Linked DNA regions of Homo sapiens: regions 1, 2 and 3 are each linked to region 4. Evidence: chromatin loops called from intact Hi-C (ENCODE). Cell type or tissue: Calu3. All regions are shown on one strand. Each heading gives the region's core, and the rest is flanking DNA. Links, peaks and the distances in the headings are about the cores only.

Evidence for each region. A loop is a pair of places that touch in the nucleus more often than their neighbours do. Peaks named below come from ENCODE experiments on the same cell type or tissue, not always from the same donor. Only the 100,000 strongest peaks of a DNase experiment are listed, where the experiment ranks them.
Region 1: a loop joins it to region 4, with 12 times the contacts of the local background. A loop is called at or near these places in 51 of 110 quality-filtered maps.
Region 2: it touches region 4 in a loop (15-fold over the local background); 55 of 110 quality-filtered maps call a loop at or near these places.
Region 3: it touches region 4 in a loop (27-fold over the local background); 23 of 110 quality-filtered maps call a loop at or near these places.

Annotation. Positions count from the first base shown.
Region 1 is chr13:96,812,998-96,821,311 of GRCh38, reverse strand. The region is part of intron 1 of HS6ST3 (heparan sulfate 6-O-sulfotransferase 3); the gene reads right to left. Among named protein-coding and RNA genes, the nearest start is that of LINC00359, 170 kb to the left of the region's middle. RefSeq lists an enhancer at 3,754-4,511. In Calu3, for the core only: no CTCF peak of the experiment used is centred there; no DNase peak of the experiment used is centred there.
Region 2 is chr13:96,953,824-96,962,137 of GRCh38, reverse strand. It overlaps LINC00359 (long intergenic non-protein coding RNA 359), which reads left to right. Exons shown (of 3, transcript NR_051966.1): 2 at 6,175-6,276. Among named protein-coding and RNA genes, the nearest start is that of LINC00359, 26 kb to the left of the region's middle. In Calu3, for the core only: no CTCF peak of the experiment used is centred there; no DNase peak of the experiment used is centred there.
Region 3 is chr13:96,225,709-96,234,022 of GRCh38, reverse strand. All of the region lies in intron 1 of HS6ST3 (heparan sulfate 6-O-sulfotransferase 3), which reads right to left. Among named protein-coding and RNA genes, the nearest start is that of HS6ST3, 140 kb to the right of the region's middle. In Calu3, for the core only: no CTCF peak of the experiment used is centred there; no DNase peak of the experiment used is centred there.
Region 4 is chr13:96,016,810-96,025,123 of GRCh38, reverse strand. UGGT2 (UDP-glucose glycoprotein glucosyltransferase 2) reads left to right here. Exons shown (of 39, transcript NM_020121.4): 3 at 1,365-1,495; 4 at 1,972-2,084. Among named protein-coding and RNA genes, the nearest start is that of UGGT2, 32 kb to the left of the region's middle. In Calu3, for the core only: no CTCF peak of the experiment used is centred there; a DNase peak (open chromatin) is centred at 4,813.

The DNA of each region.
Region 1 (8,314 bases), core at 128-8,127, 800 kb before region 4:
TTTGTTTCTACCTGCAGGGAGACAGCAGGAGATGAGAGAGAAGCAGCATCTTGCAAGGCCAGGGATGGACAGGAAGCAGAAGGAACACAGGGCCTCTGTTCTACTTTAGCACAGGAGTGCATGGATCCAGAGGATGCTCTGAATATATACAGCTTAGAAGAAGCTATAGAAACAGTTTTCCTGAGCCCAGCACACCCACAAAGCTGTAACAAATTTACACTTGAGGAAGGGGCATTAGAGACAAGGGAGAATTATTGCAGTTGCATTCATTTTTAACACACCTAAAGAATCTAGAAGCCAAAAGCTGTAGTAATGTCAGAACAATAAAGGCTGAAAATAGCTATGCAAGAGAATTGAAATAAAGCCAAAGCTCATTCCATGCCATAATGCTCTTTTCAGCCTTAAAACAGATCTTGAATACAATGCTATGAAGACTCAGAAAAGTGTTCAGAGAAGGTTGCTGAATCCTGAAGTTGGCTGTCCCAAAGCCTGTATTCAGGAAGAGATTTAAGAAAAGTACAAGTCAAACTGTGCTCATTTGGACAAAGCATGAGTGCATAATTTCAAGAATGTTGGGAACTTCACTTTATATGGAGTGAAAAGAAAATAGGTTTGAAGTCAGACAGATTCGAGTTCCAACGTTAAACCCACCTCGCTTTCAGCGTGACTTGGTTAGCTTATTTGACCTCTGGGAGCCTTAGTTTCCTCACCTAAACAGCTGAAGTATCAGTACTTACTTCATAGGGTTGTGGGAATTATTGAATAAGAAGTGAATATAAAGGGCCCGGCAGTAGCTGATACCTAGCAGATCCTCACCATTTATATACACACTCCGCACTTCAACGTTCTCCCTTCTCCATGATTATTAGAGCCTCATAAACTCCAAGATTATTAGAGCCTCACCATTTATATACACACTCCGCACTTCAGCGTTCTCCCTTCTCCATGATTATTAGAGCCTCATAAACTGTCCAAATAGAGTGAAATTTCAAATATTAAACAAGATGTATTAATGAATATTTAAAAAACAACCTAAAGCAAATTTTTATTTGTCTAACTTTTTTAAGTTTTCAAACTACTTTCTTCATCCATTATTTCATTTGATCCTTCTTGATCCTCTGATATAACAAGATTATATCAGAGACAGCAAAGGAAAGATTCTTCGTCCACTTTTACAGATGAGAAAACTGATGCTCAGAGATATCCAAGCATTTTTCTTTTTTTTTTTTATTTTTTGAGACAGAGTCTCACTCTATTGCCCAGGCTGGAGTGCAGTGGCACGATCTCGGCTCACAGCAAACTCTGCCTCCCAGGTTCAAATGATTCACCTGTCTCAGCCTCCCAAGTACCTGGGATTACAGGCGTCTGCCACCATGCCTGGCTAATTTTTGTATTTTTAGTAGAGATGGGGGTTTCACCATGTGACTGACTGGTCTGTCACCATGTGACAGACTGGTCTCAAACTCCTGACCTCAGGTGATCCACCGACCTCAGCCTCCCAAAGTGCTGGGGTTACAGGTGTGAACCACTGTGCCTGGCCATATACAAGGATTTTCTTAAGGTCAACAAGTAAAAAGTAGTAGAGCTGGGACTTCTTTTTTTCTTACTTCAACTCCTGTGCTCATTTAGTTTGCTTGTTTAAATACACGTGTTGGTTCTGTGTCTCATGAGAAACACTATGCGAGGTGCTTATGATATAATGGTACACTGCGTGGCCTGACCTTAAGGTGCTGAGTCATCAATTGACTACCCAACACCGTCTTATTTTGCTCATAGTTAAGAATTAGAAAGAAAACACAAAATTAACGCTTTATTCTACAAGTTGGGAGGTTTCACTGATATTAGCTCATTTTTTTCTTTGAAATCAACTGAAAAAGGAGACCCAGGAGAATGAGCCAGAAATGCCAGAATATGGATATGCCTTCTGGTATGTTTTTTGATTATGGAAGAATCATTCTTAAATAATACACTCATTTCTAAGTAGGTAGTGTTCCAGACTTCAGTCTGGAGGTAAATAAAGTCTGGGGTCTCTTTTTTTCTGATGGCAGTGGCCACTGATGTTCATCCAGAAGGGGGTTGCAAAATGGTGAAAGTCTTATTCTGTCATTTCTTTTTTCATTTATTAGCTGGAATGCCTCTATAAAAAGAAACTTTCCCTTATCAACTATTTGGCATCCTGAGGTAGAGTTCACATAGGAAAGGCAAATGAATGTTTGATTCATTTTACTTACTAGTTTTCAAAATAGTGGGTTGCTTTCTTACAGTCTCCCCCAAAGGGGATTTTTATTGCTGTTTGTTTGTTTTAGTATCCCATAAGCTCATGAATCTAAATATACTTAAGAAGTTTCAACACACTGTAGTCATGATCCTTATTGATCCTCAATTTATCCAATTTTTGGCTAGTGGGAGTTTATTCAATATGGATGTGGAGTTCTTTTGATACAACCCTTGTAGACTTTTATGAATATTCTGAAAGGAACTTGCACATTGCAAAAGCTCTATATCAAGAAAAGACCAAGAAGGATAGTGTGGGAGCTTGGAATTTTCCACAGCTTCTAAAGAGTAAAGTGGTTGCTGCTCAACACTTCACCTTGGCTAGCATTACCTGTGCACTAGTCTCCTCTCTCACTCCCAACCAAGTGTTGTAACTAAGATTTTTGCTAATTGCGCCTGTGCATTGAAGACAAAATAGGAAACAGATACCATCTTTAACTTTCATGTATTTTATCCAGGCCCAAACACCAAGGCTTTTGTCTTTCATTTTTGCTTCTCTTTTTGTTCTTCAGCTCCCACCCACGATATTTTTCTCCATGCTAGGAACAACAAGCAGGGCTAGTAACTCATTTGTGACTAGAGGCCAGTGTCAGTCCATAAACTAATCTAGGGAAAACCAAATTATGCTGGAAATAATGCAGAGCCCTAATCAGGTTCTCTTCAAAATCCACTTATTGACGATAATTAGCATGAGTTTCTTCCAGAAGCCCAGCTTAGCACATGGACATTCAATGGGATCTTTCAGCTGCAGTGGCTCCGAAGCTGCAATTCTGCCTAATTAATAAAGCAACGACAGACATTTAGAAAAATATATGCATGATAATTTAAGTCTCCCAGAAAAAAATCAATTCGTTCTGTTTAAACTTTGCCTTGGGTGTTCTCTTCATCAATTCAAGTGTGGAGCACTGACCTTAAGTTGCAAATATTTTTCTTCAGGCATGATTGAAGCTTCCAGAGGTAATAGCTTTCAACATTCATTTCTTAGAGATTTTAAAACACTCAAATGGGGACACTATCCCACTTTTCATGGCTATATGTAAATCTGATAAAATAATCTTTAAGACTTTCAAAGTAAATGTAGCTTAGGGCTACAAGAGGTGGCTTTTTCATTTGTGCAATCAATACATGATTAAAATGGTGTGTTGGGAGGGGGCGCATCCCTTAAGCAACAGAATAACACAACTGTAATTTCCCTTCTTAGTGAACTTCCCTAAACATGCCCCTTTGTGTTGATTATTTCTCTTGGTGATAAGCAGAAAAAAAGGTCACCTGTTGCTGACATCTGCTGCTATCTCTGTGTGTTTTCTTGAAATGACGTGTTATATTGGAGCTAATCTAAATGAAAAACAATTCAAAGCATACACATAAAGCAAGCAAACAACTGCAACCAAAAGAAAAAGGTGGGGAGGGGAAGACCCATCAACAAAAATCCAACAAAAAACCAGCTAAAAGCTTTTCATTGATTTTCAGTTAAGGAAGATTATAGCCACAAGGGGGCTCTCGAATCTTCCCAAACACTAGTTAAGTGCTGAGAACTATTTTTCTAGTAATTAATTTCCACAAATCAATATTACCTATTAATGTATATTACAGAGACAAGCTACAGACTTCTGACACGTTACATTCAAGCTAAAGAGAGAATTTCATATAAAAATTCAAGGGGCCCACAGTGATTGTAAGTCAAAGCTGAAATTAGTTGCACCTGTGATTTCCTGCGTCCACTCTAGCATAAAAAATCCCAACACTGCAAATTTCACCAAAGGTTAAAACTGAATGTGAAGCACTGTGTATATAATGGAATACATTGACCTCCGATGGATTTTAAAGGCTGTCTGCCTCCTTCTCCTACATCGTGCACCCCCCAAACAGCCATGGAGGGTGACACAGCAGTTAAAATGCAATGACCCTTTCTGGGGGCAGCGGGAAGTTGCGACAGCCATTAGTTCTGGAGGTATTTAACTCATGCTGAGAGCCTGATGGTGCTGATGGTGTTTACAGCCTGAACCACAAAAGGCACTTGGAATTCAAGAGGGCGTTTTAATTTTCTGTTCAACCCAGTAGATAGGGGTAGAATCTCGTACCACACCTGGGCAGAATAAGGACAGACGGGAATCGCATCTCCAGCAGAAGAGAGAACACGACCTAGCACCCTTATCAAAGGGAAAATGGAGGAACAGAAATGCCCCAAAAACATTATATCAGAGTAGTTCAAATACCCAAATAATCTTTGCACAAACTCAGAAAGCCTCTTGGAGCGCTGATGTGAAATGGCTTTTTGACAACTGCCTTTTCTCTAATCTAATGAGAAAATCATCCCAAGGAAAGTTGAGCATAGGTCTGCCACTGGGCAGGAGCACTTTTGTGGCATGTGGGGGATGTGATACCTTTCCCCTGGACAGCTGGCTCTCCTGAAGAGGGGTCAGGGAGAACAGGGCAGCACGATTGTCCCTCATAATCAGGGTCTTCACGCATCATGCTTCCACATTCATTTTGGTTGTTGAAATTATGAATCACTGTTGTTAAACAAATCCCTGGCTCAGGAAGGCCAGTGTTCTCACTCAGGCTCCCAAGAGACATGTTCTGGGACAGCAAATTCTTCTGTTGTGAAATCCTACTTTGCTTGGCAAATGCCCCCCAGTACAACGTGAACCAAACGTTGATGTAAACTGCATAGACTTTTGGCTTAGGACTTTTAGAGTCACTGGTACCCTCAAGTTTCATTCCCAGTTTACAGAGCAGTAGCCCCTCTTAATTTGCCTCAGTCATTTCTCTTTAGAATTTCCAAAGGTGACTTCTGGAATTCTAGTAACAGCCCTGTTTTGTTGTTTTCAGGTCTGGCCTTCCATTGAACCCTTCCATTGAAAACCTTCCTTTTAATCACATTGCAAGTCACCTTTGTGCTTTCCAGCATCTATCTAGAGTGTTGCTGTCATTCAAGCACCATCAGGATATGTGAGGCCTTCCTTGTTAGAACATTGCAGCCACGATCTGGGGATTTAAATTTAGTCTAGGGCTAGTATGTACAGACAAGGACCTTCTGCTCAATTCCCATTCAGAGCCCTGCCCCTTCTAAGGGCAGCTAGGACTTAGGCAGACCCCTGAAGGAGATGGACAGGCATTCCACAGGTAGAAACCTCCAGATTCTTAGCGGCTCATGGGGGATTGTGGCTTTGAACACAGCATATCTAGTCAAGTTTAAGTACATTTCTTTAAAATACATTTTGACCTTAAAAAACTTAAATAACTTAAAGTTATAAAGAGAAGGAATTCCTCTCCTTTAAGCAGAAGGCAAAGGTTGGTGTTTTAAAGAGAATAAGTGGACCCCTCCTGTACCATCCTTCCCCTTTCGTAGTGCATCTGGTCACAATAGTATTTTATCAGACAACTGCTCTCTAAAGAAATTGAGTGATTAAATGATCTGCTATGATGGGTGGGGTTAGTTAGGGGTGAGGCTTCAGAAGACTAGTCTTTCTCAATGAAGTACTGACCAGCCCAACTGCTGATTTTTACCAATCAACACAAAATCCATCATTGTTCTCCCACTGAGAGATGTTACGGGTTGAATTGTGTCCGTTCCGAAAAAAAGATGTTGAAGTTCTAACCACCACCCCACTGCCCCATACCTGGGAATATGACCTTTCTTGGAAATAGGGTCTTTGCAGAAAATCAGGTTAAGGTGAGGTCATTAGAGTGGGCCCTGATCCAATATGACTGGTGTCCTCATAAAGAGGGGAAATGTGGACATAGAGACAAATATATGTGGAGTGAAGACAATGTGAAGATACAGAGAACCCCATCTACAAGGCAAAAAACAGCTGAGACTTCCAGACGAAAGAGAAGAGGCCTGGCACGGTGTCTCCCACCCTCAGAGGAAACCAACCCTGCTGACATCTTGATCTTGGACTTCCAGATTCCAGAACTATGAGAGAATAAACTGCTGTTGAAGCCACCCAGTTAGTGGTACTTTTGTCACTGTGGCCATAAGAAATGAAAACAAGGTATATCTTTATTGGAGAGACAGATGAATGTAATGAAAGAAGGGACCGGCACTAGCTGCACACATTAATAAACTGAGTCTTTTCAATAAATATAAATGGACTGTCAAGAATACTAAATATTTGAGAAACACAAGACAACTTTAAAAATATTATTATGATTATCCTGATGACTATCCATTATGTGATCTATTAAACCACAACAGAACAGGAGAAAAAAAGTAGAAGTTCTTAGAAACTAATTTATACTCATATATGACAAGCCTGAAAATAAACCAATAGGTAAGACAAATAGTGGGGACCCGGCAACTTGTCAGATATGAAAGGGAAGGGGAAAGACATGCAAAATATGAGAAATTAATGTAAGAGACAAGGAGATGGAATCTGTATGTCCAATATCCATCTTGAAAAAAATCCCCAATAGAGAGCAAAGAGAAACGAAACCAAAAGAGAAGAAATAATAAAAGTAAAATTAGACTATTTCCTAAGTCTAAAAAACTGTGCATTGAAATTGAAAAGGCCTAAATGAATTTAAGGGGTCTGAATGAAATGTTAAAACCCCAAAGATAAAGACAAGATCCAAATGCTTCCAGAGAGGAAGAACCTGAAAAGAGATTAGATATATGGAATAAAAATCAACTCGCCACGATTTTCTCATCAGAACTCTGAAGACTAGAAATAATGAATCAGTAGCTTCAAATTTTTGAGGGAAAATTATTTTAAACATTGAATTTTATACCTAGCCAAATTATCAATTAAGTGTATAAGTAAAATAAAAAATAGTAATACAATCAGAGTATTTGCTTTCTTTGCACTCTGTGGAAAAAAGGACTGTATTTGAAAAAGCATTCTAATATAAATAAGAAGGAATCCATAAAAAAGAGATGGGATCTAAGACCCTGGAATTAACACAGTCTGCAAGGAAAAGATTTACAAGGATGACAATTCAGATATTTTTAAGGAAACATACAGGAGAGCAAATTTTTCACCTTTCAATAGATACCAGAATTCACGGATTGAATATTTTAAATAATAATAATGAAAGAGTCATAGAATTATTCTCTCCATAAGATAAAAGACAATTAGCAACTCCTAGAAGAAACAAAAAGCTGAAAGAGAAAGTTACAACCATCTGTGATGCAAACTAAAATGTGGCATTATTTTAAGGACTAGAAATGTAAGAGAGTAGAATCCGTTTGACCTTGGCATGGGTTAGAGGAACCTGTGTCTATTCTTTTGTTTGTGAGTTCAATCACATCATTTGTGAGTATTTACAGGGTCACATTATGTATGTTGTTTATTGGCTTTTTGATTTTTAGAGTCATCCTAGACAACAAGTTCAAAAGTCTATGCTACATTGAAGGCCAGATGTGAATGTTCAAAAGCCTTACAGAGTGAAGATAAGGCCAGTAGACGCTGGGCATAGAGTGAGCTGAGGGGTTGTCAAGGGAAGTAAAGACGCAAGAATTTCCTCATTTTCCACAGTGGAGAGTCAATATATTGCTGCGTGATAGAGAAAGACATAAAGCTTTTATTCACTGAGTAACAAATACATGTTGGGCTCCTACATATCAGAGGCAGGAGTAGAGTGGAACCCCAGTGGGGAGGCTGTGCCCCAGGGTCTCATTCCTTGTTCAGTGACAATGTTAGTGGTGGGGTACGCAGATGGCGTTTATCCTTCTCAGGAAGAAGAGCTGCATGTTGAGGCCCTTTGATACCCTTCCATTCAGTCCAAGTAACATTTTGTGGGGCAGATTCTCCTAAAATTGAATACAGAGTTTATACCAGACTATTTTTCTGTGTTTTTAACATTTTCTGTCCTATTTTTGCTTTTACTCCTTTTTGTCAGATTCTAAGATATCTGTGGGCTTTGTAAACCTCTACTTAGGCTGCTATCCTTCTGAAAGTAAATTGCAAAATTGATCTTGATACCCAACTGTCTCAAAAGCAAGCGCTTTAAATACAGTTCCTCTGCCAGATGAGAGATAGGATTAGAGGGCAGAGAGTGCTGATCCCACAGGTACTGTGATCAGACGAGAGCATAG
Region 2 (8,314 bases), core at 47-8,046, 940 kb before region 4:
AAAGATAACTGCAATATAAAATATCCTTCAGAAAAGAATAGGAGACAATAGTCAAATGAACTTCAAAATCCTGCCATATAGGCATTAGGAAGACTACGTTCCCTAGCTACAGAGGAAGTTCCTTGATGAGACTCAAGTCCGTTCTCTAGGAGAAACTTCCTTTCCGCACTTCTCCACTCTCTCAGAGATTCTTATTTTTTCTCCTCTAAGGCAGTTTCAAGATTTCAGCAAGCATCAGAATCACCTGGAGGGCTTACAGCACACATGGCTGGGCCCTATCCCTAGAGTTTGTTATTCAGTAAGTCTGGGTAATGTGCATTTCTAACATTTTCCTGATTGATTGTGATGCTGCTGGCCTGGGGACTACATGTGGAGAGCCCCACTGCCTAAGAACCCATCTGAAATGAGCTTTGAGGGGTCTGCCCTCCTTGAGAGGGCTGGATCTTCACTGCCAGCTTCTTGCTGGGGCCGGTTTATTGGAGGCATGACTATTTTATAATCACAGGCTTTTTAAAGCCAGATTGCAGTTTATTCAACAATATAATTCCCATGGACACAGTAGACTTCTCATCTATTCAATTTCAGTAAATCCCATGTATGAATAACTACATTCATTCTTCCCTCGACATAATTCTCAATCTGATTTATGTCTTTGCTTTTTGCTCCCTGTATCCCACCATTGGCTTTCTCAATGTAATGGCAGATACCTTGAGGCCATCTCATAAAATAACCTTGAATTGGAAAGAAACAACCTTAATTTGATCTTTGCCACAAGGCCTAATCCTTTTGTGTAACTGAGAATTCCTAATGAGTCTTTCTTGCTCTAAATATTTTTTCATTCTAATTTTTAAATCATGGTTTACGGTACAGAAATAGCTTTGCCAATCCTTGAATCACTAAATTTCTGGACTTTCTCCACTCCTTTCTATCTCTGCTCTCAAGACAACCACTTCTTGCTTGGACGCATCTTTTTCTTTATATACCTTGAGATAAGAGTGAGTAGAAACCAACACATGGTAACATTTTTAGCTCTTTGCAACTACTTCCTGTAGAGCTACATATCTACGAGGCATTTGATCTGCTTTCAGAATTACAGCAGGCACCATTTTATGCTACTGCATAACAGAGATCTCCATATTTCTGTCTTGCTTTATCTTTTTCCTTGCTTTCTATCACCCATCCACTATGTCAATGCCACATATTTTAGAATTTGTTAAGGTAGCTTTCCACTTGTAGGTACCAATTTCCACATTGGTTAGGGTAATACTACGTGATGAAATAAAATAGCCAAAAATTTAGTGGCTAACACAATAGAAATCCTTTTTTTTTTTTTTTTTTTTTTTTTTGCTCAACTGGCTGCTGAATATGCGTGTTCCTGGTTGGCAGGTGTCTTAGGTAAGGCTGCTGCAATAAACTACCATGGACTGGGTGGCTTATGAATGACAGAAATTTACTTCTCACAGTTTTGGAGACTGGAAGCCTGCAATCAGGGTGCCAGCATGGTCGAGTTCTGGTGAAGACCTGCTTCTTAGTTCATAGAAAGTTATCTTCTTGCTGTTCTTTCTGGGGTCCCTTTTATCAGGGCACTAATCCCATTCAAGAGGGCTCTGCCCTCATGACCTAATCACTTTCCAAAGTCCCCACTTCTTAATATCATTGTATTGAGAGTTAGGATTTAAAATATAAATTTCGGAGGAACACAAACATTCAGTTTATAGTAGTGGGCTATTTACCTACACATAGTCATTCTAGCATCTATGTTCCTTCCACTTGTGGCTTCATCAGATCCCAGGATCCCAGAGTAATTGCATTTTTGTGGATGGGGAAGGAGATAATTTATCACTTCTTATATGAGCATGACATCACGTCTACTCATATTCCATTAACAAGAACTAGTCACATGATCCCATCTAGATGCAAACAAGGGTTAACCAATCACTGACTGAGCAGCTTCTTCCTGACAATTCTATCTTCTGAAGAGAATAAGCACAAGGACTTGGTGGACAGTTAGCCTGCTTTACCACAGACCCAAAAGGGTGCAGTAACACTTTAGATGACATAGGACACTATTCTAAGAATCTAGGAGAAAAAGGATTTTTTAAACAAGCCACCAACCACATAAACCACAAACAAATTATTGATAAATTCAACTCCATGAAAACATTAAGAACTTCTATTCACCAAAATATACCATAAGGAGAGCAAAAAGACAAGCCTCAAACCAGGAGAAGATATTTGCAATATAAACCCCTGACTTTACATATCTAGAAGATATAAAGGACTTACAAATGAATAAAAAGACAAATGGTTCAGTAGAAACTATAGGTAAAAATATATCGATACATACATGAAAAGTTGCTTAAACTCATTAGAATTCAGGGACACGCAAGATTGAGCTACAGAGAACTGCCATTTCATGTCTATCAGGTTGGTACATATTTAAAAGCTGGATAATATGAAGTATTTCTGAGGCAGTGTGGTGCAGTAAACACTTTTTACAGAGCTGTTAGGAAAGAACATTTACACGCCAATTTGGAAAACAGTTTGGCATTACCTCATAAAGGTAGTGGGTACAAGGGTATTTATTTTCTCATTATTCTTTTAAGCTATGCACACACATACACACAACACATATATAATTTATTCCACAGTATAAATATTTAAAACAATAATCTTTTGAGAATATGACATCAGAATTGTAGAAAAGGTGATTTGAAGTCATGCTGTAACCGCACTGGGCCTATTCTGTAACGCTTGATACCTCTTCTTCATTCTAGTTTCATATTTAGAACTGTTCCTTCCTCCCATCATCATATAAGTAATGGATAGCATAGCTTCTTAGATTAATATGAAAGAGCAGTTCCAAACCAATCCACCTGATCATCTTAATCTTCCGAGGGTTGATGAATAAGGGGGCGAGAGTGCCACGCCAAGATCTCTTTTCCATCTCACCCCCCAGTCCTCTGGAGGAAGCACACCTTCTGTTTATGTCAAAAGGGTTAATTAACAAGAGTTGGTGTCACTTCCAATAATTACTAGGAATTAAAATTTACAGAAGGCACAACAAGGGCCTGGCAGCTGTACCAAAATAAATCTGCCTCTGATCATGCAGCCGCAGCTGTTACATCTCAGAACATATTTTCCAAATCACCTTGGCTTTTTCAAAGCCCAAGCATGAGTATGACCAGATTCCCACAGAGTTCCTTGGACTTGAAAACAGGAAGATGGGCCCCACAAAACAGCATATGGATCTACCCTCTGGCCTTCAAAATTGAGGGGACTCATTTTCCTTTTTTCGGAGGACTGAATTTCAAGCGTTTGCTGCAGCAGCCAGAATTTAAGGCCATACATAAACTCTTCTCTTTTAACTTTCAAATGGAAATAATGAATTATTATAATAAACTGTAATATGTAGCCTAAATGAGACAGATCCTCAAGCACAGATAAATAGTTTGAAAAATAAAGTAGAGGTTTACACCTATCTTTGTGCAACATGAGGTGAAGTCATCCTAGAATCCCTTAGCATCCTAACGGCCCTCCAGAAACCACTTTCAATGTTAAATTGAGAGCACAACCACTCCTTAAAAATCCTTAGGCAAAATTTTGCTTCCTAATCATACATCACCTTGACGCCAATGCCTGAAACAAAACAACCACTAGAGGGCAGAGAACCTTATTAGAAATAAAAGTGCCTCAAAGAATGGAAAGCTTGAAATGCCTTCTCAGCCATATATATTAATTGCTGCGAAAGACAACATGAGGGTGGGTTGTTTATAAAATCTCTTTCTATAAAACCTGAGTCTTCCAACAAATATGAACCAAACTGGCAAAATTAGTGAATGTACATATTTTTTTTTCACTGATGAGCTGCAGTTCCTAACCTACCTTATAATTCAATTAACCCACAGATAACTGTTTTAAAATTTTTTCCATCCATTAGAGTCCTTTGTAAAAAGAAAAGTAGTATCCATTAAAGACTGCATGTTAGAAAAACAACACCTTCCTAATTTATTCTTAGAAAAGATTCGAAGGGAACCCTAAACCCAAAGAGATGGTGGGATATAGTGTGTGGAGATTTCATTTGGGAAAATCAGGATCCTGTTTTAGGAATCCTAATTTGCCCTGGGCTTGTTGGGATATAAGGTAATGACCATGTGGCTAGCTAATTCTTCAACTGGTTGATTTCTGGCTTTTGTTTGCATTGACACAGGCGGTTGTTATTGGTGGTGATGTTCATCTTGTGTTTCTGTGTGTCTTTCTCTCCAGAATGAAAGAAATGTTTTTCAGCTTTAGGGTCCTGCTTCATGACAAAAAGGAATTTCTAGGTCGTGCTACAACTTCCCTTGCCAACAGCATTCCTTCTGTGTCTGCTGAGGTACAAAATATCTCCATATAACCAAAATCCCTGTGAGCTACAAGCTAACTCAAATAAGCATTGATGCATAAAGAAAAAATAACCTACCCTGAGGCTGCACCTGCCTAGTAAAGAATGGAGCAGAGTATGTGGGCTGAAAAGGAGATGCTTAGGGAAGTTTTTATTTATCCCAACTGGCAATCATTAGTTTCAAATCTGTGGGAAGAATGGAAGTCAGGAGATAAATTGTGCAAAAAGAGTAAAAAAGAAAATCTTATGGGTTATTTGGTTAAATGGAGCTTGTGGAAGATTAGAAAAACAAATGAAAATGAAAAATGAACCAAAGGAGATACCCTATTCTAATTGAGTGCATGTGGAAAAAAATTTCCACATGGAAACTGCTGTTATGTTGTCTTTGAGAATAGGAACATGGATGAAGTGCAGTTGGAAGCTTTTGAATGGAACCCTCATCTTCAGAATAGATCAAAGAATTCCGTAAAAACTCATGTAAAATCCCCTTGGATGTCAGAGGGATCTCAAGTAAGCAGAATCCACAATGATTAAGTTTCCTTCTAAAAAGCAGTATGTGTGCTTAATTCACTACTTGGCTTGGAGTGTACTGCAGTGGAGACATTTTATTTAGAAGTAAGTGAGAAAAGCTGTTAAACATATAATAATGATAATGGTAATGATTATGATGTTGGTGACAATGAGAACAAACTCCTTGTAGTGCTTGGTTGTAAGCACTTCCCATATATTAACTCATTTAGCCCTTATAATAACTCTATGAATTAGAAATTATTATCTTGATGTCCATATTATGGAAGGAACTGAATTGAACTACAGGGAGATTAGAGGACTCACCCAAGGTCACATATATAGTAAATGGTGGAAGGGGAGCTGAAACTCAAGCAAGTCTGTTTCAGGGGCTACACTTTTAACCATTGGTTAAGCTGCTTTTCTACACAATAAAAAATGCTTTGTTCACATTTTTCTTAGTACTTATTGTTGTGTGAGTAAAATGTAGAAATCTGTAAACCCATGTAGTTCAGGTGTCCCAGCCCAGCTGACTTGGATCCCTACGCAGATTAAGAAGTATGCCTCATGTATGGTGAACATTAAATCGATGCTGACTTCTTGTTATCTGTACACATTATCATCCAGATTGTGTATTTTAAAATATACAGTAGTACCACAGATATTTCATTTTAAGGAAACAAATCTACTTATGACAATGTTAAATGGAAATCCATGTGATATGGTTTGGTTCTGTGTCCCCACGAAAATCTCTTGTTGAACTGTAATCTCCAATGTTAGAGGTGGGGCCTGTTGGGAGGTTTGGATCATTAGGGTGATTTCTCATTGCTTAACACATTCTGTTGGCGCTGTCATCACAATAGTAAGTTGTCATGAGATCTAGTGTGCAGCACCTCCTCCTTCTTTCTTCCTCCTGCTCTGGTTATGTGAAGTGCACTCTCCCTTTGCCTCCTGCCATGATTGTAAGGTTCCTGAGGCATCCCCAGAAGCCAAGCTGATGCTGCCATGCTTCCTGTACAACCTGTGGAACTGTGAGCCAATTAAACCTCTTCTCTTTATAAATTACCCTGTCTTAGGTATTTCTTTATAGCAATAAGAGAACTTACTAATACACCATGTTAAAAGGGAATCCTCCACAATTTTGCAGATTCTTGTCACCTGGAAGGAGTTGTTTGGAGTAATGTAAAGAAGGCAAGTTCAGCCACTGGTGTCGCCTACTCAACACCTCATCTCCTCCTTTATTATCTCCTCCTCATTCCCACTTTTTCCTCTTTCTTTTCTAGACCTGTCCTAACACTGAAGGATCATAAAAAATTTGCTTTCACCAAGAAGTTCAGAAACTTTAACATGGCTGATGTGATAAAGTGTTGGGTCTTTCTCTGAAGGTAAGTTTTCCTCCCATTAATCATTTTAAAATAGAACATAGGCCGGGCATGGTGGCTAACGCCTGTAATCCCAACACCTTGGGAGGCTGAGGCGGGAGGATCACTTGAGGTCAGGAGTTCGAGACCAGCCTGGCCAACATGGTGAAACCTCGTCTCTACTAAAAAAATGCAAAAAATTAGCCTGGCATGATGGCACACGCCTGTAGTCTCAGCTACTTGGGAGGCTGAGGAACGAGAATCACTTCAACCTGGGAGGTGGAGGTTGCAGTGAGCTGAGATCTTGCCACTGCACTCTAGCTTGGGAGACAGAGCGAGACTCCAGCTCAAAATAATAATAATAATAATAATATTCCATGACTTTGATCAAACCTGAAGGAACTCCAAAACCAAAAAAAGGTTGAGGGAGGATCTATGTGGCTCTGTGTGCATTGACATAATTTACCTACTCTTGTACTCCGTGCAAACATTAAATGCTGTAAAACTTGGGTTTTCTATTTAATCAAATCATACACATTTAAGGCTTTTGCTTAGCAAATTTATCTGAGCATTGGCTTGACATTTTTTAATTATGTAATCATTAAGATAATCCTTTAGACCCTGGCTTTCGAAGTGTGATCTGCACATCTCTGAAGGTCCTCTGGATTCTTTTGAGGGATCCAAGATGTCAAAGCTATTTTTGTAATACTACTAAAAAATGTATTTTGTTCTTCTCACTGTTTGTCATTTACCCTGCTGATGCAAATGTAATGGTAGGTCTAACTGCTGGTCCCATAGCACAAACCAAGGCAGTGGTACTAAGCTGTGCTAATAGTCATCACTTTCTTCACCTCCACATACTTGCAGCAAAAAAGGAATATTTCAGTCTCACTCAGAATGCTTCTAATGAAGCAACAAAATTTATTATTAATTTTTTAAACATCTAGATTCTGAAATGAACATGCTTTTAAGGTTGTGTGTGACAAAATGGGGAGTATGTGTAAAGAATTTCTGTATTCTTCAATCCATAGCTGTCTTGTGCAAACACACTTGTGCAATTACTTAAGTTGCAAGCCGAACTAGCTGCTTTTTTCATGGAACATTATTTTCTTTTGAAATAGTGACTAACAGACAAACTGTGCTTTTCAGACTTCTGCATTTGGCCAAGAGTTTCGGAAAATCAACAAAATGCACCTGTCCTTTCAAGGAACAAAACTGACAGCATTTGTTTCCAGTAATAGAGTTCAAGCTTTCATGTGAAAATTAGAATTACGGAAAATTTGTATCTGTCCCATGAGTTTGACAGCTTCCCAATTTTAAAAGGCTTTTTTGATGAGATTTGTGGTAATATTAGCAAATGTTATTTTTTTGCATTGAATAATGAAATATGTCAATATTAGGAAAATACTTAATAAACCAATAGGTTCCAAATGACCATTGCATAAGCATTAAAAAATCAAACAAGGGTAAAGATCTATTCCAAGTGAAGATAGGCAAAAATTTTAACCTAAAAGACATGAAATGTTGTTTCAGATATTTCACATTGCAACTAATCTTTAAGAAATTACCGTGTGTTGCGTTTTGGTGTTGCATCAAAGAAGAATGTCCAAAATTATCTGAAATGACTCCTAAATATACTCCTTTTTTTCCATGTATTTCAACCAAAACAACATATCCAAATTACTTAATTAGAGCCCATCTATCATCTAGTAAGCCAAACATTAAGGAGGGTTACAAAAACTGAAAAACAATGCCACTCTTCTCACTAGTATTTATTGCTTTGGTAAGTCTTAGTTTTTATAAATATATATTATTTGTGCCACTGTGTAATGGGTTTATAATTCTCATTTTAAAATAATAATTTAAATTTTTTCCATTTTAATTTCTAAAATGCTATGCAGTGATAATATTAGTCACATTAAACAAAGCTCTTTTAAGTCCTCAATACTTTTTTTATGAGTGTAAAATAGTCCTGAGACCCAAAAGTTTAAGAAATTCTGCTTTAGATATCTAGTCTTAGTGGCTACAAGCTCCATGTCTTATCATCACAGAAGTGCCATGC
Region 3 (8,314 bases), core at 23-8,022, 210 kb before region 4:
TGTGCTATGGTGTGTCCCATCCAACACACAGTAAGTAAGGTAACCACATTCTTTCCCCTAAAATGCCTCTCCCTGGCTTCTTTGTGAGTCTGCATCCTGAATGCAAATTATTTCCTGCTGTAATTTTGACCATGTTGATCCTTAACACTAAATCCCCAAAAGCTCCCTGAATTATATTTAAATTCCTTCTATAAATTTTATTTCCTATTGACAGACTTGCTCCGACCACATCTCTAAACTTCAGGTACCAAGTCATTATCAGCTTGCTGCCCAACCTCTCCACATTCCCTCTTCCTATCAAGTTTAATTTCTGAGTGAAGCTCCCAGGTAAACACAAATGGCTATCATCTCATTGTTTTCTATTGTGTTTCATTATCTCCTTTATTATTCTCCCAATTTCCTTCTGTGTTTTCGGTCTTCCTCATAACTGGCTTTATCTTCATTTGTTATGTATCCTTTCCAGCCCTCATCACTGTTTCTCTTTCCATTTCAGATTTATTTTGCTGGAACTCTTCAAACTATAGTTGATTTCTTAGTTATTCCAAACCCTTTATAATAAAATGAATGTTCTATATTCATCAAGTTCAAAACCGCATTTTCCACTGGCTATTGCTTTCAATGGTACAGTAATAGCTACTACACAAAACTAAAGGAACAAAAAGAACCAATGATGCAACACTGCAATATTCTACCCATTCCATAGCCATGACAAGACTTTTGCATATAATACCTTATATAACTTCAAGAAAAAATAAATAAAAAGTCCTTTTTCTGGATGGAAATTCTACTCTTGCTAGCCTAATAGTGGTCCCACTTAGGGCAGGAAGTTAGAAATTCATTTTATTGTAATTTTTTTGTTTTCCAATTTATAGAAATATTTCCACACTACAATTAGAGAAAAACATATTATTTACACAAAATCAGTATTTTATTTTTAAAAAGGCAATGTATCAATCATGCAATAGATTCTTCTGCACTGTCATTCAAAAAGAATGCTTAACATGTTTACCAAAAGTATGAAATTAAACCTGTAGAGGTTTCTTGTTTGGTAGGCATAAAATAAGCAGACCTCTTCTTTGGCTGACCAAGGCCACATACATCATGAAACACACTAGGCCTAACCACCCAACACATCCATCCTGGGAACACGTTTGCTAATTTCTTTCCCAACATCATTTTTACCCAAGTTTCAGCCAGAACCCCTAGACCAGTCAACAAAATCTCTGTTGCTTCTCATCTTTGAGCACAGCACCAAGGGAAATCATCTTTAGGTACCGATCATTTCTCCCATGTTCATCTTCCTACTGATCTTCCCTTCCCTGGTTGCACCTGATTCCCCCACAGCCAATCCCTCTCCAGTCCTTGTCTCTGGGCTCCCTGGAAACCCTCCTGCTCATTACCACTGTCCCCCTGACACTCCCATCTGTGATTTTTCAAGCTTATCTCAGGATGCTCAGAGCTCTTCACCAACCTATTTAGATCCTGCACTTCCTAGGTACTGATTTTCCCCTTTTAGCCCTCTCTGGTGGAGACTGCACATTCTCTCACACCCAATACAGAAGCATTCTTGTTTATATTTTGTCTGCCATTTCTGGTTACTCTCCTACCTTTGTAGGACATTTCTCAGAGGCTCATGACCTCTGACTCTACTATCCCCAACACCTCCTTTTCCTTATTACTACAATCCTATGATCTTTTTCACAACCAGCGAAGCTTTCACATTTGTCTTTCTCTGATCCTCAACTCCTGCCATCCATCCCAACACCTACTTAACAACCACACTGATAGCCACTGTTGAACTGTGTCATATCTCAGGCTACCTACCTCTGCTCTAGCATCTTATACTCTGAATTCACACTCTCAGAACATAATTTCGTAACAATCCAGTTTTCTCACTCTTGCACCTTAACACCCTCTCCAGGCTATGTGCTGTACCTCTTTTCCAGATCTGGTCAATGCGGCACATTTCTTCAACTTTCCTACCACACTCCCCTTCAGAACAATGGGCTATGTGTATCCCTCTTATACCCAAGCAGACAAATGCTGCTGGAAACAAGCACACAATCCTTCACACTGGTGTCATTAACATTTTTATTTCCAACATCATAGGGAACAATAGCTTGTATTTACACTTTATGACTGGTCAGTACAGAGACTGAGGCTAGCGTCAGAAGGTTAACCCCCCTATGTACTCTATCAGCAGTCTTCATCTAACCCCACCCTTCACATAAACATATAATCTTAGTAAATACAGCGAGTATATACAAGCCAGTTCCAGAAAAACGTCCTACTTTCTTGCTACTCAAACTTTTGCGCATGGGCCTTGATATGGCTTGGGTCTGTGTCCCTGCCCAAATCTCATGTCCAATTGTAAATCCCAATGTGAGAGGTGGGGCCTGGTGGAAAGTGACTGGATCACAGGGTGGATCTCCCCTTTGGTACTGTTCTCATGATAGTGAGTTATCATGAGATCTGGTTGTTTAAATGGGTGTAGCACCTCCCCTCCCGCCTTCCTCCTGCTCTGGCCATGTAAGACACACCTGCTTCCCCTTTGCTTTCTGCCATAGTTATAAGTTTCCTGAGGCCTCCCCAACCATTCTTCATGTACAGCCTATGGAACCGTCAGCCAATTAAACTTCTATTCTTTATAAATTGCCTATTCTTAGGCACTTCTTTATAGCAGTGTGAGAATGGACTAATACAGGACTATAGTATCAGCATCACTTGGGACTTGGGAGTGTCACAAATTCAGGATTTCAAGCCCCACCCCAGACCTAATGAATCAAAATCTGCATGTTAGCAAGATTCCCACAGGATCAACAGGCACAGTAAGGATGGAGGAGCTCTGTACTGGTCCCACTTGCTTTCTTCTCCAATCCCTCCCTCAACATGCACACATTCTGGAGTTTCACTGAGGCAGCCCCTCCCTGCTTTCCTAACTGGCCACTTCCACATTACCCTTCATACCTCTCTTTCCACCTTACCCAGGGTAGGTGGTCTTACCACCTCCCATATAGACAAGATGTAGATCCAGGTGGGAGCCGCCTTAACTTCTTAATCCTCAACCACTATATTTGTCAATTTCCGCAAGTATCTTCACGTCTTTCTGTTTGTCTTGGGTTCCATTCCTATCCAAGTTAATCATTTGGATCCTAACATTTTCAGGACCCTGCCTCCTTTCTCTGCTATATCATGAACCATCTGTCTTTACTGGCCCCATCATCTCAGCCTGTGAACATGCTCAGATACTGCCCATCTTTTAGAAAGCTTCTCTTGACTTTGAGGCCCCCAAAAGCAATTTAGTTCCATTTTTGTGAGAGAAGTCTACACTCATGCCTCCACTTCCTCCATTCCCATCCAGTCCTCTCTTGGCTTCCATACTGCTCCTATGCTCCTCCCAGATATTGGTCTTCACCAAATTCCATCCTTGGACCTCCTCTTCTCCTATAACTCACCCTCCCTGACCTGTTTCCTCAGCTCCCAAGGCTTTGACTACAATTTCATGCTGAGTAACTCCCAAGTCTGCATCTCCAGACCCATATTTCATCTAGGATCTGAATAGTTACACTTGGAACCGCAAATTCAGCATCTCCAAACACTCAATTTACCTTTCCCATCAAATCAATCCAGTGATCCCTATCTGGTTGATCATCCATACAGTTGTCAAAACCAGTACCCTGAGAGTTTTCTACCCTCTCCGTTCCAAGCCTCAATGCCTTTCTAACTTTTCATCATTTCTCACATGGACCAAAATGATGGGCTCTTGTTTCCCTGCCATATCCTGTTGCCCACTCCAATCCATCTTCAACATTACACTCTAAAAGACAAAAATGAGTATATCACTACTCTTCTCAGGGTCCTTCAACAACTCACCATTACCCACAGGATAAAGTTGAAACTCCTTAATATGAAAAATCTTTCAAACTCCTAAGCTCTGATGCTCTTTTAGACTCATCTTCTGCCAATTCAACATGTTCCTCCCATGCTCTAACCTGAGTTACTTGCAATTCTTGAACATACCCCGTGCTTTCCTAACTCCGCATGTACTGTAGAGAATATTCTTCTTGGTTACTTCTTACTTGTCTTTTGAGACACAGCCTAAATGTTTCCCTCTCTGTGAATCCTTCCCTTGCCCTAACCTTCCAAGCAGAGTTAAGTGCTTCTGCCTGAATCCTCCCTTGCAATGTGCCCTTTATTTCATCATGTATCACTCTGTAATACTAAGAGCCTAAAGGGGGGGGTCTCCCCCTGAGATAGTGAACCCCTTGAAGGCTGAAATTATGTTCTCTTCTGTTATTTATATCCTCAATACCCATTTGTTATGGACTGAATGTTTGTGACCCCCAAACTTATATGTTGAAGCCCTAACTCCAAATATGATGATAACTGAAGGTGGAGCCTTTGGGAGATAATAGGGTTGGTTAGATAAGGTCATGGGGATGGAATCTTCATGGTAGCATTAATGCCCTTTTAAGAGCAGACACTAGAGGGCGGGTTTCCTGTCTTTCTCTCCACCACATGAAGACACCATGAGAAGGGAGCTATCTGTGAGCCAGGAAGAGAGCCCTCACTAGGACCAAATCCACCAGCACCTTAAGCTAGTCGTCCCAGACTCCAGAACTGTGAGAGATAAGTGCCTGTTTTTTAAGCCACCCAGAGTATGGTATTTTATTATAGCAGCCTGACCTGACTAATGCACCAGTCTAATTCTTAACTCACAGAAGGTGGTGTAATAGTGATTACCGAATGACCAAATGTACATGGAGGAATGAGAAATGGCAAGTGCTGTCTAGCACCAAAGTGATAGGCCCCAAAAATCAGAGAAAACCAAAATCAGTACCCCTCCTGGGTTTTTCAGCATAAACCATGGCATTCAAACTAAGTATATAATTAATTTCACTTTTTGGTATTTTGATGGCTATACAAAAGAGCAAAACCAGATCTTGAAATGGGGGACATTTTGGCTCCCTTATGATAACTTGAAACCCTTCCTAAATTTAAAAAGCATCTTCTGCCTTTTCTTGTCTGAGCTGCATGTACCTTAGGACCTCTGCTTCTCCATCCACACTGCTCTCCTCACACCCACGCCTACACGCACATTCCTCTGTGCAATGCTTGCTCCTTAACTCACCCTCTCCTGGTCCCTCTTCCTCCTTCTGGGGCTGGCCAGAGAATTAGTATGGTTTTTGTTTTAGCCTTTAATGACGTTCTGTTTTATTACATTGATCCGTTTTTATGTGACTGACTTTTCCTCCATCTGAATGAAAAGTTCCCTGAAGGCAGAAACAATGCTTAATTCCTTTGCACAGAGTTTCAAGAAATGCATTAAAATAAGGGGTGGCAAACAACATCCCATGGACCAACACTGGCCCATTGCCTGTATTTGTATGGCTACAGGCTAAGAACATTTTTATATTTCTAGATGGTTGCATAAAAAAATAAAGAATATTCATGACAGGCCGGGCACGGTGGTCCACACCTGTAATCCTCGCACTTTGGGAGGTCGAGACAGGCGGATCACTTGAGATCAGGAGTTTAAGACCAGCCTGGCCAACATGATGAAACCCTGTCTGTACTGAAAATACAAACATTAGCTGGGTGTGGTGGCAGCTGGCTGTAATCCCGTAATCCCAGCCACTCAGAGGCTGAAGCAGGAGAATCACTTGAACACAGGTGGCAGAGGTTGCAGTGAGCCAAGATTGTGCCAATGCACTCCAGCCTGAGTGACACAGGAAGACTCTGTCTCAGAAAAACTATATATTCATTACACATGAAAATTATATGAAATGTCAAATTTTGATAGCCATAAATAATGTTGTATTGGAACACAGCCATACCTATTCACATATGTATTATCTATGGCTGGTTTCACATCATAACAACAGTATTTAGTAGCTGCAACAGAGAATATATGGCCCACAAAGCCTGAAATATCTACTACTTGATCCTTTATTAGAAGGCTGAGGTGATAACCTTCTAAGAAAGATCAACTGAACTAAGTTCTCCGAGATTGTTAAAATATGCCCTCAACATACCTCTCCTATTCCCATGAATTTTTTAATGAATAAGTAGAGATAAAAAGAGAAATTACAAGTCCTCTCTTGGAATACCCAACCGTAGAATTGTTGATGGTATAATTTGATACTGTGAGATCATAAAGCAACTGGAATTCAAAAGAGAAGGTCAGTCCTTGTGTCATCTTGCACCAACAATCATGAAGAAGCATGCAATGAAGGCCTTCTGCACATTCTCTACCTGGACAATCTGTATTGAAATTAATATAAGAAGACATAAAAGAGCTTTGTTTCCAGCAGTTGAAACCCATGTTGTGCAGAAAAAAATATGACTCATAGATTGGAAACAATGAGGCTTCTTGTCTAATTAATCATTTTTATGCATTTGTCTCTCACTGCAGGATAGAAATCAGTTATTTAAAAAATAACCTGAAAGAGCTAAATTTTCCATAGCTACCTTTGTCTCCTGCAACCATGTGAATAAATGCAAGTTAAAGCCAGTGGTGTCACAGTACAGAGGTTCTTTGATCAAACAACGGGAGATGTAGAACTTGAAAACTTAACCAAGTTAATAAAGGGCTGCCTTTACCTCATCGTAACATCTGTACTTGTCTGACCGTGGCCATATAGGTGCCAATGCATTAACTCAATCGGCTTCCTACTTTATATCTCAGCTTAATTAGGACCATTTATCAAAATGACACCTGTTTTAGAGGCCAGATGAAATTGATTAGCATGGCTCTCAACAAGTGCTGTTAAGTATCTATTTTTAGAGCAAAAATGGGTAAATATTTATCCCAAAGTTTGTAGTAAATATAGTCTGTTGATGAGAAGAAATATATCTGATATGGGAGCCGTATTTGTACTTTTGTATGGAACGTGCAAAATATGGGATCATGTAAAACCAATATTTTAGGGCATATTTTTCCCAAGAGATTGGCCAAAAATACTTCTATCTAGTGTCAAGATAAAGGGACTAATCCTTACAACTATGGATTTTACAGGCCACAGTTTTAAATGATATAAAAATATTTATGCAGCACACTAGCCAGATAACATCACGATGGAGCACCAAGACACTACTGACTGTCTAATCAATTAATGTGAATAATGTTAAGAGTAGCTGGCTCTCATCAATAATAACCATTGTTAAAAGACTTTGCCTTGTACTTGACAAAAGATTCTTTCATATCTTGGTTTAATATTTCACTTTACCATATGTATGTGCCATAAATGTGTATTCATACCAAGATGTCTATCCTAGATTTAAAGGCCCCCAAGAATATAACTATGCCATTTTATTTACTTAAACAGAAAAATATTCACTATGTATAAGACAGAAATTGAAACACAGAATGTGTTGTTCCATTTAAATAGTATGTGTTAGAAGGTTCACATATTTTGATTAGCAAGAATATATACAACCACCACCAAAACAAAAGATATTATAATGTCTTAATTTCTTTATTATTATTATTATTATTTTTTGAGATGGAGTTTCGCTCTTGTTGCCGGGGCTGGAGTGCAATGGCACGATCTTGGCTTACCGCAACCTCCGCCTCCCAAGTTCAAGCAATTCTCCTGTCTCAGCCTTCTGAGTAGCTGGGATTACAGGAATGAGCCACCATGCATGGCTAATTTTGTATTTTTAGTAGAGACGGGGTTTCTCCATTTTGGTCAGGCTGGTCTTGAACTCCCAACCTCAGGTGATCTGCCCGCCTTGGCATCCCAAAGTGTTCAGATTACAGGCATGAGCCCCTGCGTCTGGCCAATTTCTTTATCTTAATCATAAAAATCTTCAAGGTATTTCCTCTTTGAAATGTACATAAATCTATTGGTTGGTTGTTTTTAAGTGTTCTAAATTATTTAAATTAGTATATCAAATATGTTTTTGAGAGGGCAGACCCTCTCCAAAACCAATCAGTCTACATTAAAGTGACACTTGAGGTTGTGTCTTCACTGAAACCTGATTATTCCCACCACCACTGAGGGCAACAGAAGCCCAGAGACCCAACAAAACGCACTTAACTAAGATCAGTGAGTCATTGGCAAGACCATAAACCAAATTTCCTAATACTACTATCCCAGGACTCTCCATATAAATGGTGGCATGCTTATAAGCTACTTCTCTATACTTCTATTCACTCTTTTACATTCCCCCTTTTTTACCCAGTTGAAATTTAGTTTCGATTCTTTCTTAAATCTTGAGATACTTAACTTTCATCAATTTTAGTTGGTCACAAACAGAAAATATAGACATGAAAACCAAAAAATCTGGGTAAATAGAATTGCCAGATAAA
Region 4 (8,314 bases), core at 208-8,207:
CTGATTCAGAGACAGAAGAAGGCTTTATTACATATAACAAAAGCAATAACCACAATGTCCCATATTTGCACTGGTTGCCTGAGCCTCAGTTCCCACAGGACAACTTGGAGGGCCAGATAACACCTGTACCCTGAATGGGTTGTGGTAAAGAGAGGAACTGAGGGTCAAGGGCCCAGCACTTTCGGAGCAAATAGTAAACATTGTCACAATCAGCAAACAACCCAGTCTTCCAGCCAACCCCAAAATGTCTGCTTCCAGTCAGAACATCCTTTTCCTCCTCTCAGAAAGAGAGTATCTGGTGTTGCAGTCTGGTGTAACCACATTCTTCTTGTTATCCCTTTCACATCAGATATCCACAGGGAACTGCTCTTCATCTACCTCAACTCTGTTCTTTTGTATGAGAAATTTCCATCACTTGATAACCCAGTGCCAAGATGTAGAGGAGAATAAATTACCAGAGAATGTCTAGAGGCCAGCCTCTATGGATGCCTATACCAAATGGACTCCAGAGCTGCCCTGTTATTACCTTACCATCTCTGGCTGGCCCTGGAATGACATTACAGTTTTCTGACACAATGCAGTCAATGGTTACACCCAGGGAAGAGTAGAGAAAGGAAAAGGGCACAGACAGAAAGTTCTGCCCACCCCTGCTTATCCCCGTTAGTGCCACCAGGTCTTCTTCAGCTCTAGGCTGCACTTTTCTGCCTTCTCCCATTCAAGTGATCTCTGTCTCCCCAGGGGTGTTGGAGAATTTTTAATTAAATTCTAGGATCCCTCCTTCTCCTTTATGTCTTTGAGTTCTTTGAATAGGGTTTATAGTAGGCAACTCGCAGCTCAGGTTAGTTTGTTCAAGTTCCAGACAAGATGACATTTAGTTTTGAAGACCTGGTTCAAATTTTGTCTCCTAAAAGTATTCTGGATACACTAATTATACTTGGCTATTGGCACTAAATCTCAGTAGAATTTATTCATACAGGTACTTTAAAATTCATTAACAATCATATTATTTAACTTTTCTGCTGTTCTTAATTTCTACCTTGTAGGTAGGACTTATATCTTATCCTTGTAATATAACCCCACAACTTTGGAGTAAGTTGGTCTGAAATGTTGGTGTTTCCAAATAGATTTTAATGGCAAGATTATTTTCACCTGGTCTCATGTTGATTACTTGGACATTACTGGAAGATCCAAAATGAAGTTGATTATAGAACTGAGATCTTGATTTTTCCATTTTTCTCTAGCATTATCCATAACCAAACTTCAGATATGATTATATGACATTAAGTTAGCCTTACAGTGGAAGATGTGCCAATGTGCAGTGTATAAAATGCTAACATTTATTTTCTTTTGACTTCTTTTTATAGAATCAGATTATTCTTATTACAACTTAATCCTGAAGAAAGCTGGACAGTTTCTAGACAATTTACACATCAACCTTTTAAAGTTTGCTTTCTCTATAAGGGCATACTCCCCAGCTATTCAGATGTTTCAGCAGGTGCGTAAAAATACCCAATCTGTATTTGACAAAGAGGCACGCTAGCAATGTACATAGAGTTCTTTAATATGAACATCTTTAGTTCAAAATGATCTACAAGTTTATAGTTGGTTCCATAGCCTATCATTGATTATATTATTATTGTTGTCATTTATTATAATGTAATTGAATATATTCTGTAATTTTTATAGTTATTTGGGATAAGGAAATTATGAGGACAAATAATTGAAATGAAGTATCATAAAATTTTAATAGAATTTTTTCAATAACTATGAAGCATGTCTTTCCTAGGATAAAGTTGATTTTATTAAAATATTTCTTAGATTCTACCTACGTATAGATGTTTTTTTACTTTAATTAGAGCAATAACTTAATAGTAGTTGATGAGTTATTTTAATCAAAGTAATGTGTGAGGGTTTTAAAATCATATTGTAATTATCAACTGCTGTAGCTAAATATAATCTTTGAAATCTTAGATTGCAGCTGATGAGCCACCACCAGATGGTTGTAATGCATTTGTGGTTATTCATAAGAAGCACACCTGTAAAATTAATGAGATTAAAAAGCTGCTGAAGAAAGCTGCTTCAAGGTAAATTAATAATAGCCTATAATGAAAGAAGTGGTTATAGAGAGGAGAGTTCAATAGCAGAAACTTCTTATAATAAAAAAAATTTAATATTCTAAGACATTGTATATTCAAGAATGTGATTTGTATTGAAAACCGTAATATATCTGAGAATGTTTTGTCTTGATTAGCTTTTGATTTTAGCATATAAATTGTGCCAAAATAACATAAAATGTATGAAATGTTTCATATAAGCATAACTTGTTTTTTGAAATAAACATGCAAAACTGAGTTTATTTGGCCTATAGCTCTTTAAATATAAACTGAATATATACCTGGGGAATAACAAAGTAATCAAAACAATAGATGAGGTTGCTTCCTATATTCAAAACTATTTTTTTGCTTTTTTGCAAGTATTTAATTTAAAAAATGGCAAATCAGAAGTAAATTATTAATTTATTAGTGATTTTTTAGAGTAATACTACCAGTATATTTTTTTTGCCTGATTATTTATACTTTAAAAAATAATAAAGTAGTTTTTTTAATTTTGAAAGAGCTCTATTAAACAGTAATATATATTTATGCATATTAATACTTAACTCACTTGTTAACAAACCATTTCTAACATTTTCTTATACTTGTATTGAATTTCATATACAAAAGACTTTTATTTTTATGTAGCCAAATTTTCCTGTGTATGTGACTTTTATATTGTTTTTATACTAACAGTTTTTCCCGAACCTGATTGGGAGATTTTACTAATTCTTTCTGTAGCTTTCTAAAAGTTTTTCCTTTTATTTTACATTAAACTTTTAATCTATCTGTAATTTATTTTCATCAAAAGGTAAGAATCCAACCAGATTTTTTTCCTCAGGTACCTAGTCAATTGTATTCATTATATTTATATTATGGTCTATTTCATAGCTCTTTGTTCTGCTCCATTATCTATTTCTTATAGTAGTGCCATACTGTTTTAATATTTATTGCTTTATTATCCAGTTTCTGACAGGAGGATTTCTTCTTCATTGTGGCTCTTTTTTCCTCCAGAATGCCTTAGCTCCTTGTATTTGTTGATGCTTTTAAGTCAACATTGGAATCCTTTTCCTCCCCAAGCTCCCCTTCCCCAAAAGCCTTGTTAGGGTTTAATTAGAATTATGTTAAAAGTATTGGTTAATTTAGGAAAAATTTACATCTGTGTTGTATTGAATCTCTTATCAAATAACATGGCATGTTTCTCTGTTCACACCTGCTTTTAAAACTTAAAGGCAGAAATAATTGCTTTATTTTATCAATTATTTTTTCAACTATTGGGATGGATACAAGGTTTTTCTCATTGGACATACTAATATATTACAAAATACTTTGAAATATTATACCTTCTTTTCAATTCTGAGGAAAACTACTGATTATTAATGGTGTGGGATTATCTTAATTTGCTTTTGAATTAAGATTGCTTTCATTTTGTTTTCATGTTTCTGTGTTAATAAATGAATAGCTGTACATTTATTGAAATTATTTGACATCTTTAATTTTTATCGGTCATTCTACTTTCGTAAAGTGAATTAGGCAGCCATATTATTCTTATTCTGGATGAGTTAATATAGGAATTATCTATTCCTTTATGGCATTATTAGACTCACTATAATATAACTCACTAGTGCATCTTTTAAAGGAAATTTTGTAATGTTTAAAATTTATTGTCATTGGTTTCTGATGTCAACTTTTATAATTATAGAAACTAAAGTATCTTGAAGATTACAAAAAAATTAACATCAAACTATTAGGAAAGTCCATCTGCCATGGGCCCTGTGAGTCCTTGCATGTTCTTTCTTGGTCTGACCAGCAAAAAATGCAAGGTCCTGACCACTCTTTACCTGGGCCATTTCTCAGGGTTGTGTTTGCAGTGAGCAACCTTGAGGAATGAGGTAATGTTTGCCTTTGGGATTGGGGACAGGGAGCAAGTGTGTTTTATTGCTTACTATAAAACAGTGCTTCCCCAAGCCCAGTGTTCCTTAACGGAAACATATGCCAACTCTGTAGGATCCATCTAAGTCCATATTTTGTCACCCCCTGTGGGACTTTGGGGGCAAGCATAGTAACGCTTATACTGCTTGCTCTATGTCATGAGCAGTAAAGTCATTTGTCTTTGACCCAGGAGTCTGTCTTATGTCTTCTATCAGAATCCATAAAAGAATAAAAGGCTAACTTATTAGTTTGTAAGTCAGGTAAAATCATACCTTAGACTTTTACAGTTCTTGGTAGTTTTGGAGACTGTCATGGGTGGGATGTTGACTGACACACAGCTTCTGGAAGAGGAAGTTCGTAAGGGCCCATGGGTCGAGAAGAAAAAGGTCAATACTTACATTTCTTCCCACTGCTCACCTCTTTCTCCCTGTACTCCTGGTGGGTGATGGTAGTCTCCTGATAACTGTGTTGTAGTCTGACACATGTTCCTTGATCTGGGCTCCTAAGGAAAAGGCACTCAAACTTGACTGATTTAATGGTTTATTGTTTTGGCTCTGATTATATAACTGGTATTGGTATTTTACATGCTTATACTGTGAATGCTGTCAATGTTTGTGAAGCCCAGAGGGAAACTGTCATTCAGAGACTACCACACATGGACACCCCCAGGTGGTCCAGCAGAAACAACAAAGAATCAATCCCAGGAGGAGAAAGGACAATCACAACTTTGTATAGACTTCATAGCTGCTGGACTACCCCGAGAGACTGTTTCTAAGTACAATAGTGCCACCTGCCTGACTCAGCCACTTAGTACACCCCTTTTTAAAATAGCAGTTCTTAAGCTCTTGTTGAAACTGAATGCCTGACCCATGGAGGCCTTGTGACTCTACCACATGACATTTACATTTTCACGTAGTTCAACTAGGAGTCAGTGTCTCGCAAGGTAAAAGGGACCCAATAAGCCTCCCTGCTCAAATGGAAATTATATATTCAAAAGCCCAGCTTCTGGGCCCTAGCATGGTATCAGGTATATGTGAAAAAGTGGCAGCTACTCTTTTGGGAGTGAACTAAATAACCCATTTCACTACCTGAAGTAAGGTCACTGGCTCAAAAGGGCCCTCAGTTCACAGTGGTTTCCCTAAATGCCTGGGCCAGGCTGCTGGGACGTTTAGCTAAGTTAACAGCTGGTGGGCTCTTCGGGCTGCCTCTGCTACCATTTCACCAGGCATAAGCCTTGTAAAACCAAAAGCTGAAGTGGTCACTCTACTCAGTGGGCAGAACTCAAGGCCGTCATCCTCTCCCTGAACAAAATCTGACCCCTTGGTTAAATATAATACATTCATACTGACTCTTGTGCTGTTGCCAATGGCCTACCTGTCTGGTCTGCCACTTGGAAGACTACAGATGGGCAGCTTAAAAATACCACTCCTTGGGGCTTGCACACTGTGAAAGTAATTTGCACTTGCCCATCTGACAGTCTGGTTTACTCCTTTAGATGTACATATTATAGACCCATTCCCTGATAAGTGTGAATAGAGACAAACTGACTATGCCAAGACCGTGTGAGGCCCTGACTGCTCTTTACCATGGCCTTTTCTCGGGGTGTTTTCAGTGAGTGACTTTGAGGGATAAGTGAGTGTTTCTCCCTGGGACAAAGGGCAACTTACTTACTGCTTGTTATTAAATGATGGGTTTCCCACATTCAGTGTTCTTTAGATGTGATCCATACCCACTGCCTGTGTAGAATTCTTGTGGGTCCATCATACTTCTCCCTGTGGAATGTGGGCCCATGGGGAACCCATGTAAACATACTAATGTTCATGTTGCTTGCTGTGCCACAAGTAATCAAGCTCTTTGACTCAGAAATCTCTGTCTTTTGCCAGAATCCATGAAACAATGAAAAGCTAACTTATTAGCTTGTAAGTAGGGTAAAACAATTCTACAGCCTGACAGAAACATTCCCCCCCCCCCCCCCCGCTATGTAGGGCAAAGTTAATAATTTTTTTTTTCCTTTTGTGAACTTCAGGCATATACTCTTGGGTTTGTGATATCTTATCAATATTGGTCAATGGTTTTTTTTTCTTATTTAAGCATATAATTTATGTTTTTACATAGGTTATGTATAGTAATATAAATATTTTAATTTTTTCCTCTCTGTAGATATGTTTCTCCTTCCTAGATTTTCTTTAGTTTTCATTTTCTTTCAGTTTTTCCAGATTAGGTTTTTATCTTTTTTTAAAGAAATGACTGATAAATTTTTTCTGCTTTTTTATTCTAATAGGTTTTGCATTTATGTATTTTCTTCTGTCTGTGGTTGAGCTAAACACTTGGTTTTTTGTGTTTTTTTTGTTTTTTTTTTCAATTATAACATATTTAGGTCATCAATGTTGCCTTTCTTTACTATGTGATATTCTCATTGTCCCAATTTCGTAAAATTCTTCTTAACAGTAGTTTTATTTACATGTTGGAAAGTAGAGTGACCACTGGGAGAAAGTTATACTCATTTAGGATGGTAATGATTGCTGTCACTTTCCCCCAGATATATAACTCATATTTTATTTTGTTTTATTTATTTATTTTTTTGAGACAAGGTCTCACTCTAGTGCCCAGGCTAGAGTGCAGTGGTGCAGTCTTGGCTTACTGCAACTTCTGCTTCCCAGGCTCAAGTTGTACTTCTGCCTCAGCCTCCTGAGTAGATGGGACTACAGGTACAAACCACCATGCTCAGCTAATTTTTGTATTTTTTGTAGAGACGGGGTCTTGCTATGTTGCCCAGGCTGGACTCGAATTCCTGAGCTCAAGCAATCTGCCTGCCTCAGCCTCCCAGAGTGCTGGGATTACAGACATGAGCTACCACTCCTGATCTTCATTCACATTTTCGTATTATGTCTATAAAGTTTTGGGGCAGTTCCAGACCATAGATTTTTGAACCAGGGAATAGGAAATAGGGAGAGATGAAGAATCAGTTTACTATTCTTTTTTTACTAGCATGTTCTTGTTCTAAGTGGTAGTTGACTGTCAGTTATGATTCTAAGTTGAACAGCATAGGTTTTATAGTTAGTAGACTTTACTCCCAATTTATGTATGATACAAAGTTATTTTTAGTTTGCAACTTCATTAAGAATTTTTGTATCTGAGTCTTTGTAAATATTTTTGGAGATACTGTAAAATTTAGTGTCAGGGACTGCTCTCCAAATGCCACTTCAAATCAATATGACCATCTTTTTTGTGGCTTTAAACTTTTGTCCCAAATGGAAAGCTGTATGTTTAAAGTTAAAAAAATCCCATATGGTCATTATAAAAGAATTCAAATACTTTAGAAAAATGCAAAGTAGAAAGGGAAAATGGCCTATAATTCTGCTAACAGTTTAGTATATGTTCTTTTTTAATGCATATATGCATATACAGACATACTTAAAAAAACATTTATTGTACTATAAAGGGTATCTTAGATCCTTCTCCCACAAAGTTATTGTGTTCTTACATGTAAATAAATAAAATTACTGGTATGTACCGATTTTATGTGTTAGGCTGTTTTTGTGTTACTATAAAGAAATACCTGAGGCTGGGTAATTTATAAGTAAAAGAGGTTTAGTTGGTTTATGGTTCTGCAGTCTGTACAAACATGGCATTAACATCTGCTTGGCTTCTGGTGAGAGCCTCAGGAACCTTACAGCCATGACAGAAGGCGAAGCTGGAACAGGCACGTCACATAGTGAGAGCATGAGCAAGAGAGTAAGGGGGGCCCCTGGGAATTGCATTTCAACATGCGATTTGGAGGGGACAAATACCCAAACTATGTCATTCTTTTCCTAGCCCCCAAAATCTCATGTCCTTCTCACATTGCAAATTACAGTCATTTCTTCCCCATGTCTTAACTCGTTCCAACATCAAGTCCAATGTCCTAAGTGCCATCTGAGACTCATCTGCTTCCACTTATGAGCCTGTAAAATCAAAACAAGTTATTTACTTCCAAGGTACAGAGATGGTGCAGGCATTGGGTAAACATTCCCGTTACCAAAGGGAGAAATCGGCCAAAAGAAAAGAGTAACAGGCCCCATGCAAGTCTGAAACACAGTAGGCAGGCACTAAATCTTAAAGCTGTCATGTAATCCTTGACTCCATGTCCCACATCGTGATGTACATCCTGGTGGGCTCCCTAGGCCTTGGGCAGCTCCAGCGCTCTAACTTTGCAGGATACAACCCACGTGGCTGCTGTCATGGGTTGGGGTTGAGTACCTCTGGGTTTTCCAGGCACAAGGTGCAAGCTGCTGGTGAATCTACCATCC